Linked DNA regions of Mus musculus: region 1 is linked to region 2. Evidence: chromatin loops called from intact Hi-C (ENCODE). Cell type or tissue: gastrocnemius. All regions are shown on one strand.

What was found. Peaks named below come from ENCODE experiments on the same cell type or tissue, not always from the same donor. Only the 100,000 strongest peaks of a DNase experiment are listed, where the experiment ranks them.
Region 1: a loop joins it to region 2, with 10 times the contacts of the local background. A loop is called at or near these places in 25 of 42 quality-filtered maps.

What each region holds. Positions count from the first base shown.
Region 1 is chr14:121,571,163-121,579,162 of GRCm38, reverse strand. Dock9 (dedicator of cytokinesis 9) reads left to right here. Exons shown (of 54, transcript NM_001081039.1): 44 at 951-1,008; 45 at 1,739-1,816; 46 at 3,144-3,250. Among named protein-coding and RNA genes, the nearest start is that of Slc15a1, 70 kb to the right of the region's middle. In gastrocnemius, no CTCF peak of the experiment used is centred here; no DNase peak of the experiment used is centred here.
Region 2 is chr14:121,462,544-121,470,543 of GRCm38, reverse strand. It overlaps Slc15a1 (solute carrier family 15 (oligopeptide transporter), member 1), which reads left to right. Exons shown (of 23, transcript NM_053079.2): 19 at 4,317-4,424; 20 at 4,554-4,662; 21 at 5,498-5,641; 22 at 7,970-8,000. Among named protein-coding and RNA genes, the nearest start is that of Gm33299, 9.7 kb to the right of the region's middle. In gastrocnemius, no CTCF peak of the experiment used is centred here; a DNase peak (open chromatin) is centred at 3,822.

The DNA of each region.
Region 1 (8,000 bases), 110 kb before region 2:
TGGTCTAAGTTCCAACACTTGCCTTTGATTTTGATAATAACTTTTGATAGTAACTTAGTGAAAGGAGTGATTTGTTTCTCATTTTAAAGGGCATTTATAGTATTGATCTCTGTGGGCAGGGGAACTTGAAGGTAAGGCATGCTGAACACACACATTACTTTCACCCCAGCCCAGATTCTTGGTTAGAATTGTTTTTTTTAAACAAACAAACAAACAAACAAACAAGTACAGCCTTGAGTGCTCAAGTTGGAAGAACATGGGCTGGAGAGATAGCCTAGCAGTTAAGAGCATACCGCTCTTCCGGAGGGTCTGAGTTTGGTTCCCAGCACCCACACTGAACACCACACAGCCACCCAGAGATCTACGGGCACCTGAACACGTATACAGGTGGAATTTCAAACAGATTCACAAACACACACAACAAAAAAACAAACAAAAAAAAAAAACCAGTGTTTAAAAATAAGTTAAGTTGAAAGGGAATTTTATTAGCTGAAATGTGAGTCTGGGAAGAAAACTTTTTCTTTAAGTACTTACTGTCTTGCTTTAAGAAAAGTGGCGTGGGGCTGGTGAGATGGCTCAGTGAGTAAGAGCACCGACTGCTCTTCCGAAGGTCCAGAGTTCAAATCCCAGCAACCACATGGTGGCTCACAACCATCTGTAACGAGATCTGATGCCCTCCTATGGAGTGTCTGAAGACAGCTACAGTGTCTAGAATAAATAAATCTTAAAAAAAAAAGAAAAAAAAAAGAAAAGTGGTGTGACCCTCAGCACGCAGGTTCTGCCTTTTGCGCTAAGATACAGCAGTTGTAAATAGGAGGAAAGCCTGGCAGTTGCCTGTCGTCTGTCTCGCTGCTCAGCTGTTAATAGGAGCTAAGGAGAGAGCAAGCCTCCTGAAGACATGAGGCTCTGAGCGAGTGTTCTGAGCTGTTTGTCGTTGTCTTTTATTCCAGGCGGCAATGTGCTATGTCCACGTGACAGCCTTGGTGGCAGAATATCTCACACGGAAAGGTAAGGACGCGCTTGGGCCCCAGAAGAGGGCATTCAGGAGGATCGGGAGGCAAGGCACTGCACACACTGTTGGCTTTTTACCCCTGGTTGCAGCATTTAGTTGCCCCACCCCCACCCCCGGGCAAAGCAAAAGCACCCGTGTTATGGAGAGGATGGCATGTCGTCCTAGCTTCGTAATAAGCTTCGCATCTGGCCGCCCCTGACCAGCTCATATGAGTTGAAATGAATTTATTTCCCCTTGGGATATTTTCTCACCAGAACTATTGATCAGTGACAGTTCTAAGGGGAAGTCGTTGGACAGAGTTTCTGGAATGTAACCCTGTTGACTTTATTGCAGGAGAAGGCAACCATGCTAGCAGGGGATCTTAGGAGGATGGTGATACTCCACAGTTGTGTGTCATACACTTGCTCCCATGAGTTCATTCATGGTTCCGCTTGGTTAAGCAGTTACCTGGTGCAGCCTTCAGGGTGACATTTAGTTCTGTAGTACTGGGTCTAGGGAAGCTGGCAGTCTACACACATAGTACCGAAGAACACTAGTCCCTGGACCAAGCTCACGAAGTGTGCTCTTACAAAGTGAGAAGAAGCATTATCAAGTCGCGGGTGCCAAGGTCATGAAGTGTCTATTTTGTGGAATGGGGCTGTCAGACATCAGAGATGGAGTGAGAGGAAATCACTTAGTATTTCCTGCCGAGTCATTTTATCAGGTGATACATTTCCTTGTGTTTAGAAGCTGACCTAGCACTCCAGCGGGAACCACCTGCCTTCCCCTACAGCCATAGCACCTGCCAGAGGAAGAGCTGGGGAGGTGAGCCTGAGGGTCACCCAGCTCCCGAGGGTCCCCAGCTGCTCTGTTCTTGTGGCACTTCAGGGCTGTGGCGGTGTGTGCGTGTTTCAGTTCTGCGAGGGAGGGTCTGCATGTCTCTCCCTCTGTACCTGGGCTCTGTGGGTCTCTCTCTGCCACCCCTGTGTGACTGGCACTAGAAAGGAAAGAGCTTTGAGCTTTGTGGTTCTTGTTGCACTGGCCAAAACACAGTGGTTGATTTCATGTCTTTGTTTTAGGGGTGTTAATGTCTCCTCAGGTTCCTAGATCATAGCTTTTCTGTGGGAACTTTGCTTTCCGTATCAGATCAAAGCAAGGCTGTGTGAGCACCATGGTGGAAATTCTGGCTAACTCACGACTGACTGGAAATGACTAACTCGGGATTGACTGGAAACCTGAACAAATGTTTAGCAGAAATGTCTCTGCCCAACAATCCAAGGCCTTTCTCACTAATGTCACACCACTGATAACTGAGCTGGCTTAAGATGGTGTCCCATTTCCTACCTTGATCTCAAGGAGTTACCCCAATGCTGATACATTGTAGCCAACAGTATCAGATTCTGAGGCTCAGAACTGCTGCTTTTTGCTTCTCCAGCCAAGGCAGCCCCTCAGCTCACAGGCTTGACTGCCTGTTCCTGGAAGAGGTCCATCAGGTGGGAGGGAGGGCTCCAGTCTGTGGGTCGTCCCTGCTGAATGGGTGAGATGCCCGACTACTGGGAGGAAGCAACTGTCTTTGAGCCACTTATGTCTCAGTGGTTGGCTTTGGTTTCCCTGGTGTCCGACTAAGGATCTTTCCACCTAATCAGGTTTTCATTTCTGTGTTAATTTGCCACTAGCTTGACTCAATCATAATTATTCAGCATATAGTTTTTTTGAAGGCTGAATGGATTAAGGTGGGTAACAAAATGAAAGAGTTGAGAGGCTGGAGGTGAAGTGTGGGAAAATGACTGGAGAGAGGCCACGCTGGTCCCCAGCCTCCTGTGTGGATGCTGGGCTCACACAGGATAGATTTCCACATCAGCTGTTTACTCCATGTGGAAATACACAGGCAGGAGGAACCCGAGAGTCCCAGCCACATTCAGCTTGACGGTGCTCCCTCCGTGAGTCCATTCAGCTTGATGGTGCTCCCTCCGTGAGTCCATTCAGCTTGATGGTGCTCCCTCCGTGAGTCCATTCAGCTTGATGGTGCTCCCTCCGTGAGTCCATTCAGCTTGATGGTGCTCCCTCCGTGAGTCCATTCAGCTTGATGGTGCTCCCTCCGTGAGTCCATTCAGCTTGATGGTGCTCTCTCCTCTGCTCTCTCCCTGCCTAGGCATGTTCAGACAGGGGTGCACAGCCTTCAGGGTTATCACACCAAACATCGATGAAGAGGCTTCCATGATGGAAGACGTCGGCATGCAGGACGTCCATTTCAACGAGGTGAGTGCTGCGGCTCAGGTAGGCTCTCAAGTACGGCCTCTCACCTCACGACGTGTCCGTCACGGTGGATGCATACAGAGTGGTGGTCCCACCTGATCCTATCACCTAGTAAACGGCTATGTCATCACCGTGTCAGTTCAGAGCCTTTCTCCCTAGCGCTGCCCAGGCTGAGCCTACGGTGCTTCTCTAGACGGCCGAAAGCCAGCAGGCAAAGCTGGGCTGCTCCCTCTTCCTTCCTAGCCAGCCCTCCTTTCAATGATCTCTGTGGATCATGAGTTTCATTACTGTCTTACTCTGCCTTTAATTTTAGTCAGTGTCTCTACTTCTAGGCACCTCCTCCCTGGCAGACATGCAGAGCTGGGGCCCAGGGCCACCTTAGTTCACCTCCATAGAGACTAAAAACCCAGCATTTTCTGTAAGCTTCCTCACAAAACAGGGCAGCAGTGTGACCACTTCTGTAGAAGGAGATGGTTTTGATATTAAACTGGGAACATGAACAAATGCCAGTTTTCCGCTTGCATTAGCTACAGTCTCTCTTCTGGGAATCTCCGCTGCAGGGACGCACTTGTGGCACCTGTGTACACCTGTGTGCACCTGTGTGTACCTGTATATACCTGTATTACCTGTGTGCATACCTGTGTGCATACCTGTGTGCACTGTATGTACCTGTGTGCACCTGTGTGCGCCTATGTGCACCCGTGTGTACTTGTGTCTCCCTCCCTCCTTACAAACCCAGGGTGGAGTGAAAGAGAGATCCTTTTAGTTCTGCTCTCTTTTCAGGAGAAAGGTAAAGTTACCTATGTGTTCATTTGGAGAGAAAACAACAGCAGAGAGAGGCTTCATACTGATGTCTGCCTCCATGGTTTGAACTGTGATTTCTTTACTTGGAGACTGTGTGTGCAGACGGGCAGCATTACAGCTCTGATTGTTTTTATGCCGGTGAGAAGGGTCCACAGACAAATATCTCCTATGACATAAACCAGTCTGTGGACCCATTTCTTAAAATGTGCTCCTGAGTCCTCTGAGGAAGTCTGTGAGGCCCTGACTGAGCACAGGTCTGATGCTGGATTCCTTCAATACACCAACAAACATGACAGACCGAGGAAGAAGGTGGAGGCTCCAGGAACTGTCAATAATTGAAAGTTCTTTGAGGTCTTAAGTAAAACATAAGCTGTGTAAGGGAGAACTGGAGAGAAGGCTCGGGAGTTATGAGCGCTTACTCCTCTTACACAGGACCCAGGCTTCATCAGGTGGCTAAGTAGAGAGACTCTTGTCTCAAAAACGTAAAAGCAAACAAAATATATAAAGAGGCTCTTCAGGGCAAAAGTTTAACAACTGCTGTTGTAAATTGTCTAGTCTCAAATGGTTGTCAAGATTTAAGGCTAAGAGCTGGGCATGGTGGCACACGCCTTTAATCCCAGCACTCAGGAGGCAGAGGCAGGCAGATTTCTGAGTTTGAGGTCAGCCTATTCGACAAAGTGAGTTCCAGGACAGCCAGGGTTATACAGAGAAACCCTGTCTCGAAAAACCAAAAAAAAAAAATTAAAGTGGGGCCTGAGAGACAACTCGGCCATTAAGAGCGCTAGAGCGCTTGCTGCTGAGTTGTAAGGGCCCGAGTTGAATTCCTTGCACCCACACTTGGCAGCTCACAACCACCTGTAACTCAGCTCTAAGGGATCCAATGCCCTCTTCTGGTGTCTGTACACGCGTGCACTCATGAGTATATACACTCAGACACATACACAAAGACACACACAGAAATAAATCTTTAAAAAGGAATACTGTTAAATTAGGTTTAATCATGGTAGGTGGAATTTTCTAATTATCCTGGGGGGAACATAAGTTGTTAAGTCCATACTGATTACTCCATTCTTGCACCATGAAATGCCTGGACAGATGGTAGTTTGGATTTTTTGATTGATTGATTGATTGATTGGTTGGTTGGTTGGTTTTTTGTTTTGACTGGTTTCTTTGAGAGAAGGCATGTCCGTGCTTTCTCTTTGGTTGAGCCCATCAGCCCTGGGGCCAGGCTCCTCTGGAGCTCAAAACTTTATTTGGAATTAGGTAAGGAACACAGGAATGCTAGGATCAGTTAAGGATTTGAAAGTCTAGTTTCCAGTACCCTGCCCTGCAGGATGACATGAAGCTCACGTGTGCACGTCTGATCAAGTCACAGACTGAGGTAGTTTTTGTGAGCCTCTGAGGTCAAGTGCATACATCCCTTGGAGAAACCTATGGGTGGCACTACCTCTGAGTAAGACCTGAGCGTGCAACAAAGGCCATTTTATCAGCTGTTTTCAGAATATGGCTGAGCCACCCTGTCCTTGAAGCATAAAGTGGGTAAATCTTTAACAAGGTCCATAGAGCATGAAAGTCTGTAATGGTTCGGATGAGACACTGCGGGGCCATAAAGTCCTACTGTCAAGATTCAAAATAACAGGAAGTAACCAGTTCTCAGTGACAGGAAAACAGAAACTGCCATATTGGTCTTCAGGATGGTTGCTTGGATGTCTCAAGGGAAACAGTCTGTGAGGTGAACAATTTCTACCTAAGAGGAAGGAATTATGAGAGCTGACAGGAAAGAAGCCTGTGACCCAGTAATAAAAATCATAGCCCTTTAAATCCTCACAGGTTGATATGAGTAAATGCCGTCAGTGCCCTAATATGACAGTCAGGGAGCTACCTAAATGTGCACAGTTGTCTTAGCAGCAGGCCTGAGACCCACCCAGGGAGTGCTTGGCTCATCTCTCCTTCCTGGTGAAACCACAGAGTGACTTCCAGGTGCCTAACTACTGATTATACCAAAGTATCCGGTTCTCGTTCTCAGTGCATGCTAAGAAGTTAGGCTTGCACCTGCTAGGCTGAAGATTCTGAGTTCCCAAAGGTACCAGAATTATACTGGACTCCTGTAACCTTGAGATCACCCCCTTCGTGACTGATGCAATAACAGGATCCTGTCGGGTAGAGGCTGTACATTTGGAAAAGTGGAAAAAACTCTAATAAAGAGACTTTAGAAATTCAAAATGGAAGCCAAGCCTGGTGGCCAAGACGTGCACCTGCAGTCCCAGCACCAAGCAGCAAGCCAAGAGGATTGCTGCAATCTCAAGGTGACTGTAGAATGAGAAAAATCCTGTCTCAAAAAATTTTTTTAAAAAGTACAGATAGGAAAACCAAGGAAAGTGCCAGCTCTTCTCCATGACCCTTTCATGCCATCAGAGCCAGCACCACCTGGGAGAGTCTTAGGCTACCAAGTTCAGCTGCCAGCACGAGACTCAGCCTTGGCCCCTCTGGAACACAGCTTCTGTGTGCTGACCCTGAGGAAACACTTCTTAGAGTTTGTTTGTCCCAGCGAAGCAAGGGTTTTGCTTTAGCGGTTCTGGTCTCCTGTTAATCACAGCAGATTCTTCAACCCCAGCTGACCAGAAGCCACGGATGTGTGCAAAATATCACACAAGTGGCTCAGTGTAGTCTTTGCTTTCCTCTGAAAGGTCACAAGCCAGGCCTCCCTTGTCTGTACTGCCCCCCAAGTTTATCTTCTTAGTTCCTGCACGAACTCGCTAAGCTCTAAACACTTTTTTTGAGCCCAAAGTTCCAAAGTCTTTCCAGAATCCTTCCAAAAACAACATGGTCAGATCTATCACAGCAATACCTCCCTCCTGGTACCAATATCTGTGGCTGTGCTGAAACACTGTGACCAAAAGCAAAACTAGGGGAGCAAAGGGTTTATTTTACTTACAGTTCCACATCACATTTTATCATCAAAGGAAGTCATGACAGGAATCGAGAAGCAGATACTGATGCAGAGGCCATGGAGGGGTACCACCAACTGGCTTGCTCCCCATGGCTTGCTTAGCCTGCTTTTTATAGATCCAAGAACCACCAGCCCAGGAATGGTATCAACCATAACAGACTGGGTCCTCCCATATCAATCACCAAGAAAATGTCCTACAGTCTTGTCTACAGCTTGATCTTATGGAGGAGAATCCTTGATTGAGATTCCCCTGTCTCAGATGACATTAACTGTGCTGCACTGATATAATGTGAGCCATCACATATGGTGTCCTCTAGGTTCACAGCAGCCTACATCTCGCCCCTTTAAGTTAAAGGAGGAGAGGGGGAGATAGAAATATGAGCTTTAACTGGGACCCATCTCAGCCTAGGAGTCAGAAGATCAGCCATGTTGATGTGTCCATTTCAGGGCTAAGAGGAACTCTAGATGAGAAGGCAGAAAAGAGTTTATCCTTTCTATTCACCTCTGCGTAACCCCAAATCAGTACCGGTGGTAGTCTGCCCTTCTTCAGCTCTTGTACTATGAGAAGGTTTCCATCTCTTTCATAGTTTGGATAATACTGTGTTCTCTACATTGGTGTGGGTTTTGGTGGGTGGCTGTTCTGCTTAGACAGGCCCCAGTAGTAAGTATTCCTTGATGTCTGTGGTCCCTAGGTAGAAGAACACTGTTCTGGGGCTGGTGAGCGTGAATTTAATGAGAGTGACCAACGGAGCATGTTCCATTGGGTGTCTTTAAGAGAAACACATATAAATCAAGGCTGTATATTAATTGGATGATGTGAATGTAGCTAGAGGCTTGCAGGAATTGAGCTATGAATTTTCCTTAGAAGCTGGCCAACATTCATCTTCATAACTTCATTGATGGATGGAAAATGGAGCTGGCCCCTTGTTTTAGAAGAATTGACTATCGCCAGCATATTGGCTATTGTTTTATTAGGCAATAGATCCCACCTGTCCAGAG
Region 2 (8,000 bases):
ATGGCCTGGTGATGCTGTTAAACAGGAATTTATGACCTCCTAGTTCCTCTGGCTGGAGGTCCAAGATCAAGGTCCCCTGAAGACTGGTCTCTTCTGGAGGCCTTCCTCCTTGGTTGATTGTTGATAGCCATCTTTTACTCTCTGTGTGTCTGCATCCTAATCTCTTCATGTAAGGACACCAATCAGTCATGTCAGGTTAAGTCCCCCACCCCCACCCCCGCCCCCACCCCCACCCCCGCCCCCGCCCCCACCCCCACCCCCACCCCCACCCCCACCCCCACCCAACAGCTTCTTTTCCTTCCTGAGGCCTTTTCTCCAAAGAAAGCCTCGTTTTGAGGTGTCATGGTGAGTTTCAAGGGTACAGCTCAGTCCATAGTACTTCTTTTGGATATTAGTAATTGCCCGTCTTGTCCTGTACAAGACATGTGCATGCACTACACACACACACAGACACACACACACAGACACACACACACACACCCCTTGTGCCTTGTATTTGACACTGAAATAGAAGCATCTCTGGGGTTTCATTTTGTTCTCAGAACAATATTTTCATTTCTTTATAAATATTCCCCAATGCTGGAAAGTCATGGTATTTAGGCTATTTGTTTGTGTGTGTGTGTGTTATGTGTGAGTGTGGAGGTCAGAAGACAGTTTCAGGAACTGATTTCATCTTACACAGGTAGGTACTCATGGACATTAGACTTGGCAGCAGGTACCTTTCACTACTAAGCCAATTTGCCTGCCAAACTTTGAAAAGCTAATTATTTATTTAGCATGTGTGTATTTGTATGTGTGTGGGCATGCAACTTAGAGGAGTCACCTCTCTCCTCTCACCCATGGGCTCCAGGGATCAAACTCAAGTCATCAGGCTTAGCAACATCCAACTTTAACTGTTGAGAAATCTCACTAGTGTTTAAAAGCTGTGTGTGTGTGTGTGTGTGTGTGTGTGTGTGTGTGTGTGTGTGCGTGTGCATGCACGTGCGTTGTGCATGCGTGTAGCTCCCAGAAGTCAACTCTCACGTGCTGTTCTTCAGAGATCCACGCTGTTTCCTAAGACAGAGCAGCTCATGGCACCTGGGATGTGCTCATCAGGAGAGCTGACCAGTGAGCCCCCTGGGGTTACGTCTGTCTCTGCCCCCAATGCTTTAAGGTTAAAAGTGTGCTAAAGATTGAACCGGGGTGCTCCTGCTTTTAAGGGAGGGGTTCTACTGACTGAGTTATCGCTTCACCCCCTAAAAATCTTTGATAGAATATTGAGGAAAGAGATGAGTGGCATTGGGGACATGTTGACCCCTCCCACCGTGAATATGGAAATAGGCAGGTCAGAATTGCTTTTCTATTGACTAGCAACACCAAATCCAATGACAGAGCCAAAGGATTCAATTATTTCCCTAGTGCCTGAAGACAACACTAAAGAGGAAGTTCTTGAAAGAGAGACTGATGAGCAGACTTCAAAGCCTCCACAAAATCAGACTTTCTGACGAAGGTGTAAATTAAAGGAAGGACATACAAAATTCCAAGCAAATAACCCTTTGTATTACACTATCAGTCAATTGAAAGGGTTAAATTGCTAGCTTGTCTTTTTTTTTTTTTTTTAAGACAGGGTTTCTCTGTGTAGCCCTGGTTGTCCTGGAACTCACTCTGTAGACCAGGCTGGACTCGAACTCAGAAATTCGCCTGCCTCTGCCTCCCAAGTGCTGGGATTAAAGGTGTGAGCCACCATGTCCAGCGCTAGCTTGTCATCTTTCTCTTTTAAATAGGCAAGCCTTTAATCAAAAATAGGTTGAGGGACTGAAGAGACAGCTCAGCCATTGTCAAGCGCACTTCCTGCCCCGGTGAAGGTGCTGAGCCCAGTCCCAAAACCCACAGCAGGTGGCTGCCAACATCCACACATGTGTGCCATGCACACACACAGGCACACACACATAGATAAAATAATAAAGTAAGGTCAGATGGTGGTGGCACATACCTTTAATCCCAGCACTTGGGAGGCAGTGGCAGGCCGATCTCTTGAGTTCGAGGCCAGCCTGGTCTACAGAGTGAGTTCCAGGACAGTCGGGGCTACACAGAGAAACCCTGTCTTGGAAAAACAAAAATAAATAAATATCTTTTTAAAATCGGTTGATAATTTAACCTTGTTTTCCACTGCATTTTAGCACTGTGTGTCACTATTTGTTACATCTCCATAGACAGTGTGCTTCTTAGCATGCTTTTAAAGAGAATAATATAAAAGTGAATTGTGGCAGGCATATGTTGTTCTGTAATAATGCTATAAATCACATTATATAGCATGTGTCCGATCTATATTTGACTAAATTTACATCTGCAACTCCTGTCTGTTCCCTTGACTACACTGAAGTCTTCTTATGTATAGATACACCATAATTTTTCTACCCATCTCTATTCAAGGAAATTTAGGTTATTCTTAGTTGTTGTTGTTGTTGTTTTTAATGACTGTAGTCTGTATTTTTACCTATTTCTTTGCATGTATGTAGTTTCTCCATGGAAGTGGTCCTTTTTTTTTTAAATCAAATTCGGTAAAAATATGTTGAATCTACATCCACTATATATGAATATAGTACCCATGGGGCTAAAAAGCCAGCTCAAGAGTTAAGACTGCGTACCGACTCCGGCTGAAGACCTCAGTGAGGTTCCTAGAACCCAAGTCAAGCAACTCAGCCTCCTAACTCCAGTTCCAAGGCATCTGATGCCCTCTTCTGGCCTCTGAGGGCACCTGCATGCACACACACACACACACACACACACACACACACACACACGCACACACACGCACACACCCAATTAACTAAATTAAATGTTGATATGGTGTCCTTTAAAAATTATTTGTGTGTATATAGACCATTCTATCAATTAATATGTGCATGATGAAACAGTAATATGTTAATCCACTATGAACTCCCTAGCAGATGCACACACCTTCTCCCCTCCCGCCAGCCAAAGTGCTCTGGATTCCAGAAAGACACACCACACACACACACACACACACACACAACCTTCTATTTTAAAATGCCTTAAACAGCAATTACTGGGCACTTCCAAACCTTCATGTTGCTAGTGACTACCCTCCAATATTCCTGAATTATTGCTTACTAAAATCTATATTTCATCTCTGCTCCCCCAGACCCCGTCAATCATTGGAGTGGCCCCTGGAGCTGCACTTCCCCAACTCTGACAAGGCTGTTTCTCTGTCTTACACAGCTCTCATGCCTGCATCCTATTTCTTTCTTGGCATGGTGATTCTAAAACCTTCTTCTCATGGTCCCTTGCCCAGGAAATCTAATGTCCTGCCTCCAACTCCCTGCCCAGCCATTGGCCAATGACAACTTTATTTACCAATTAGAGCCAACTGGGGGCAGGGACTCTCAGTGTCTTAGTGCAGATTCCGGTGTGATTTTGAGAGCCAAATTAACACAAATAGCATTAGAACCAATCTGCAACACTATGGAGCTGGTAAAACTGGCCCTGTGTTTTAGAGATAGAGTTTTCTTTATAGTACTTAGCTGTTCATCATTATTGCTTCTTGTTCTACGTATTGGACAATCTGATATAATCTGTCACCTACCTATTTGGTGGGCAATACAAACAGCTGATCTCCCTTAGGGCAGCAACATGTTCATCCTTAGAGCAGTATAAGAACTTCAGGGTCTTCTACATCACAGAGCATGTAAGGAAACACCTGTGCCATCTGTTCCATGACGTTCTGTATAGTACTAGGAAGACAGGCAGCTCACTTACCTCCTCCTGAGGATTAAGCAAGGGGACTTGCCAAGGCTAGAAGCCTTGGGATGAGGGCCAAGGCCTTTCCGGTACCCATTCCTCTCTGCATTCCAGCAGATGCTGACGGGCACCACTCCAGAGCCACACAGCTCTCCCCCATCGAAGGGCAGTGACTCAGGACAGTCTCTTCTCACTGGGTTAGCTAGCTTCTTTCTCTCAGATCTTATATCCATTCTCTGCCCCAAGCTCTTGGAGGTAACCAAAATGGCAGGTTCTCTCTTCCCAAGGGAAGCTTTGTAAGTACTTTGTACTTTGAAATCAGTCAGTATCTGTTTCTATGACTACCTAGTGGATTCCCCTAAATACCAGGAGACTAGGCAGCACTTCTGAGCTCTCGGCATGGATAAATTCTCGTAGATAAATTATTTTAAGGGCGTGCCTCATGAGTGGGTGGACAGGAACAACTGTAAGGTAGCTAATTTTGCCTCTAGACCCTAAGAATCTCCCGTGTGCATGCGTGAGCTAGGATAAACTATTCCATGATTTGGTTAAAGACAGATGGCTTTTTGTTCCAGGTTTGTCAACACCCTTAACGAGATGGTCACCATCAAAATGAGTGGGAAAGTATATGAAAATGTCACCAGTCACAACGCCAGCGGCTACCAGTTCTTCCCTTCTGGCGAGTGAGTACCTTTACTGGGCAACTTGCTCCCAAATCCAAGCCCATCTCATCTTTTTCTTAAGAAAAAAAATGGAGATTTTAACACCAAGAACCATAACCCCTGTTCTTCTTCTTCTTCTTTTTTTAATAGAAAGCAGTACACAATAAACACCACGGCGGTGGCACCAACCTGTCTAACTGATTTTAAATCTTCCAACCTTGACTTTGGCAGCGCGTATACCTACGTGATCCGAAGGGCGGTTAGTAGCTCACCCCACCCCAGCCTGTTCAACCTCCCTGAATCCTCAGTCATGCAAGGCGAGCTCATGGTTAGCTAGAGGAATTAGGATCTGTAGATGGTCTTAGAACTAACCCAACTCACCGCTAATTCTTTTTTTTTTTTAAGATTTTATTTATTTATTATACATAAGTACACTGTAGCTGCCTTCAGATCTCATTATGGTTGTGAGCCACCATGTGGTTGCTGGGATTTGAACTCAGGACCTCCGGAAGAGCAGTCAGTGCTCTTAACCGCTGAGCCATCTCACCAGCCCCCACCGCTAATTCTTTGTTTTAGTGTATGTGTGTGTTTGTGCATGTGCGTGCGTGTGTGTGTGTGTGTGTGTGCGTGTGTGCGTGTGTGCGTGTGTGCGTGTGTGCGTGTGTGCGTGTGTGCGTGTGTGCGTGTGTGTGTGTGTGTGTGTGTAGCGGGGTGGGATTCAGAGAACAACCTATAGGAGATTGCTCTCTCTTTCCACTGTGTGAGTCTCAGGGATCAAACTCAGGTTGTCAGACTTGGTGGCAAGCGCCTTTCTCTGCTGAGCCATCTCACCGGATCTCTCAGCAGGCTTAGTTCCTGTTGGCCAGCATTTGATGCCTCCCTCTGGGTCGTGTGACTTCAGGACTGAGTGACGACCAGGGTTTTAGCTGGCAAGCTCCCAGCACCAAGCAGTTACGTTTAAAATGGGCAGCGACTACGTAGATCACCTGTTTAGCCTTAGAAGGTCAGCTCAGTGTGTCCATATGAACGGTTGTTATTCTAAAGTGTATCTCTGCGTCTCTCTCGACGGCCTGCTGGGTGCTTTGATGGTCCAGAGTGATGGCTGCCTGGAAGTGAAGGAATTTGAAGACATCCCACCCAACACTGTGAACATGGCTCTGCAGATCCCACAGTACTTCCTTCTCACCTGCGGCGAGGTGGTCTTCTCTGTCACAGGACTGGAGTTCTCTTATTCCCAGGTTTCTAGTTTCTTGTTCCTTCCTCCCTGATGGCCATGATTTGAATCTGGGATATGTGTATGCTTAGAGGTCCTTTTGTTTTGTTCATTCTATAAGACAGGATCTTAGTACGTAGCCCATGCAGGCCTCCAACTCACCATCTTCCTGTCTCAGCACTAGAATAGTAGGCATGCACCACCACTTATGGCTTGTTTATGTTTTTTTTCTTCTTCTTCTAAGCATCATGGATACTTTCTCCTGCTGTGATAAGAAACCAAGGCCAAAAGCAGCTGATACAAATAAAAGTTTACTCTGGCTTATGGTTCTGACCAGAGTCCATCATGGCAGTGAGATAAGCAATAGGCAGGTGTGGTGGCCAGAGCAGAGGCTGGGAGTGCACATCCTGGACCACAGGCACAAAGCAGAGAGAGTGAGCTGGGAGTGGCTCAAGGTTTTAAACTCTAAGAGCCCACCTCCAGGGACATGCTTCCTCCAGCAAGGCTAAGTGTACCAATGCAGGCCGGGCGTGGTGGAGCACACCTTTAATCCCAGCACTTGGGAGGCAGAGGCAGGAGAATTTCTGAGTTTGAGGCCAGCCTGGTCTACAGAGTGAGTTCCAGGACAGCCAGGGCTACACAGAGAAACCCTGTCTCAAAAAACCAAAAAAAAAAAAAAAAAAAAAAGTGTACACCAATGCCCAATCTTACCTAGAACATTTCTCATTCAAATAACCACAGGTATCTTCCACAGATCAAGGACTATGAGATTAATAAGGTCTCTACTCAGTGGGAATATAGCATATATATATATATATATATATATATATATATATAAAATATATGTATACACACACACACACATATATATATATTACACTGTCAATCTTGTATATCTATATAGATAGTATAGATAGTAGCTATCTATATATAGATGTATAGTATCTATATAGATATAAATAGATAGCAGATATCTATATACCTACTACCTCTATAGATAAAGATATATAGATATATAGAATCACACTAGACTAGGTACAAGACTAGAGTCTAAAGGTTCAGCACACCAAGGTCTGCTGCCAGGGTCATAGCTGCAGAGTCTGTATTTTATAATATCCCAAAGGCAGTATCTAGGCCTCTAAGTACTTGACTGTGTTCCAGTTATATGTAAGGTCCAGTAGGCATCTCTCTTTGACTCCCAGTGACATCATTCAATCAGATCTACTGCTAAGAACAAGTGTAACACCCTATTTTTAAGGCTAGAGATACAGCTCAGTTGACAGTACTGGTTTAGCTTGCACCAGGCCATGGGTTCAATCCCCAGCACTGTATGAACCAGGTGTGGTGATGAACTCCTGTGACCCCTGCACTGGGGAGGTCAAGGCAGGAAAACCAGTTCAAGGTCATCCTTGGCTACATAGTGAATCTGAGGTCAGCTGGGACATGTAACACCCTACTTCAGAAAAAAAACATTTTGGTTTGGTTTTTGGTTTTGTTTTTGCTTGTAAGTTTATTAGGTTAATTAGACAAATTTTATTGGTACTCCAACTAGAGCTTTAATGTCTAAAATGTTTGAAGAAAGAAAGAAAGAAAGAGAGAGAGAGAGAGAGAGAGAGAGAGAGAGAGAGAGAGAGAGAGAGAGAGAAAGAAAGAAAGAAAGAAAGAAAGAAAGAAAGAAAGAAAGAAAGAAAGAAAGGAAGGAAGGAAGCAAGCTAAAACCATTGCATCCTGGCCATGTTCTTTTTCAGCATCTGTAGTAGTTAGCACAGGCTGGTTATCTCCTTCTGTGAGGACCACACTGTCTGACAAAGGCAGTGCTGTGTTGGGCAGGGAAGAACTTGAGGAAGGAATATGGGGGTCACAGCAGGGATGCTACAGAGGAGCACACACAGTAGTCTTCCTTTGGGGAGAGCATGCCTCTGCCAAGAAACTTGTGAGGCAAAATCCATGCACGGGTAGATCTGCCTGTGTTACTAAGGTAACACTGTAAGTATGTGGAGAGAGGGGGGCCTCTGCCTCAGGAATGCTCCCTGTCTCATCAAGAGCGTTCCGTCCTCCGTATATCAACCATCAGAGAGAGAGACCTCTGCTCTCTATGGACTTATCCGCATATTTAAACTGAGAGCAGGGCCAAGCTAAGGAGCTGAGGGTGTCCTCAAGTATCTTTGTGCCTCAACCTCCCAAGTGCTGGCCTATGGGAGTGCAATTCCTGACTAAACCCAACCAAAGCTGACCTCTAACCTGCACTTCAGGGGTGCTCAGCAAAGTGAGCTGGTGGGTGGGTGGGTGGGTGGCATTCTCCTGGCTTGAAGTGGGAATCCAGGTTGTAATGCATTCTGCATTGCTTCCACAGGCTCCGTCTAACATGAAGTCCGTGCTTCAGG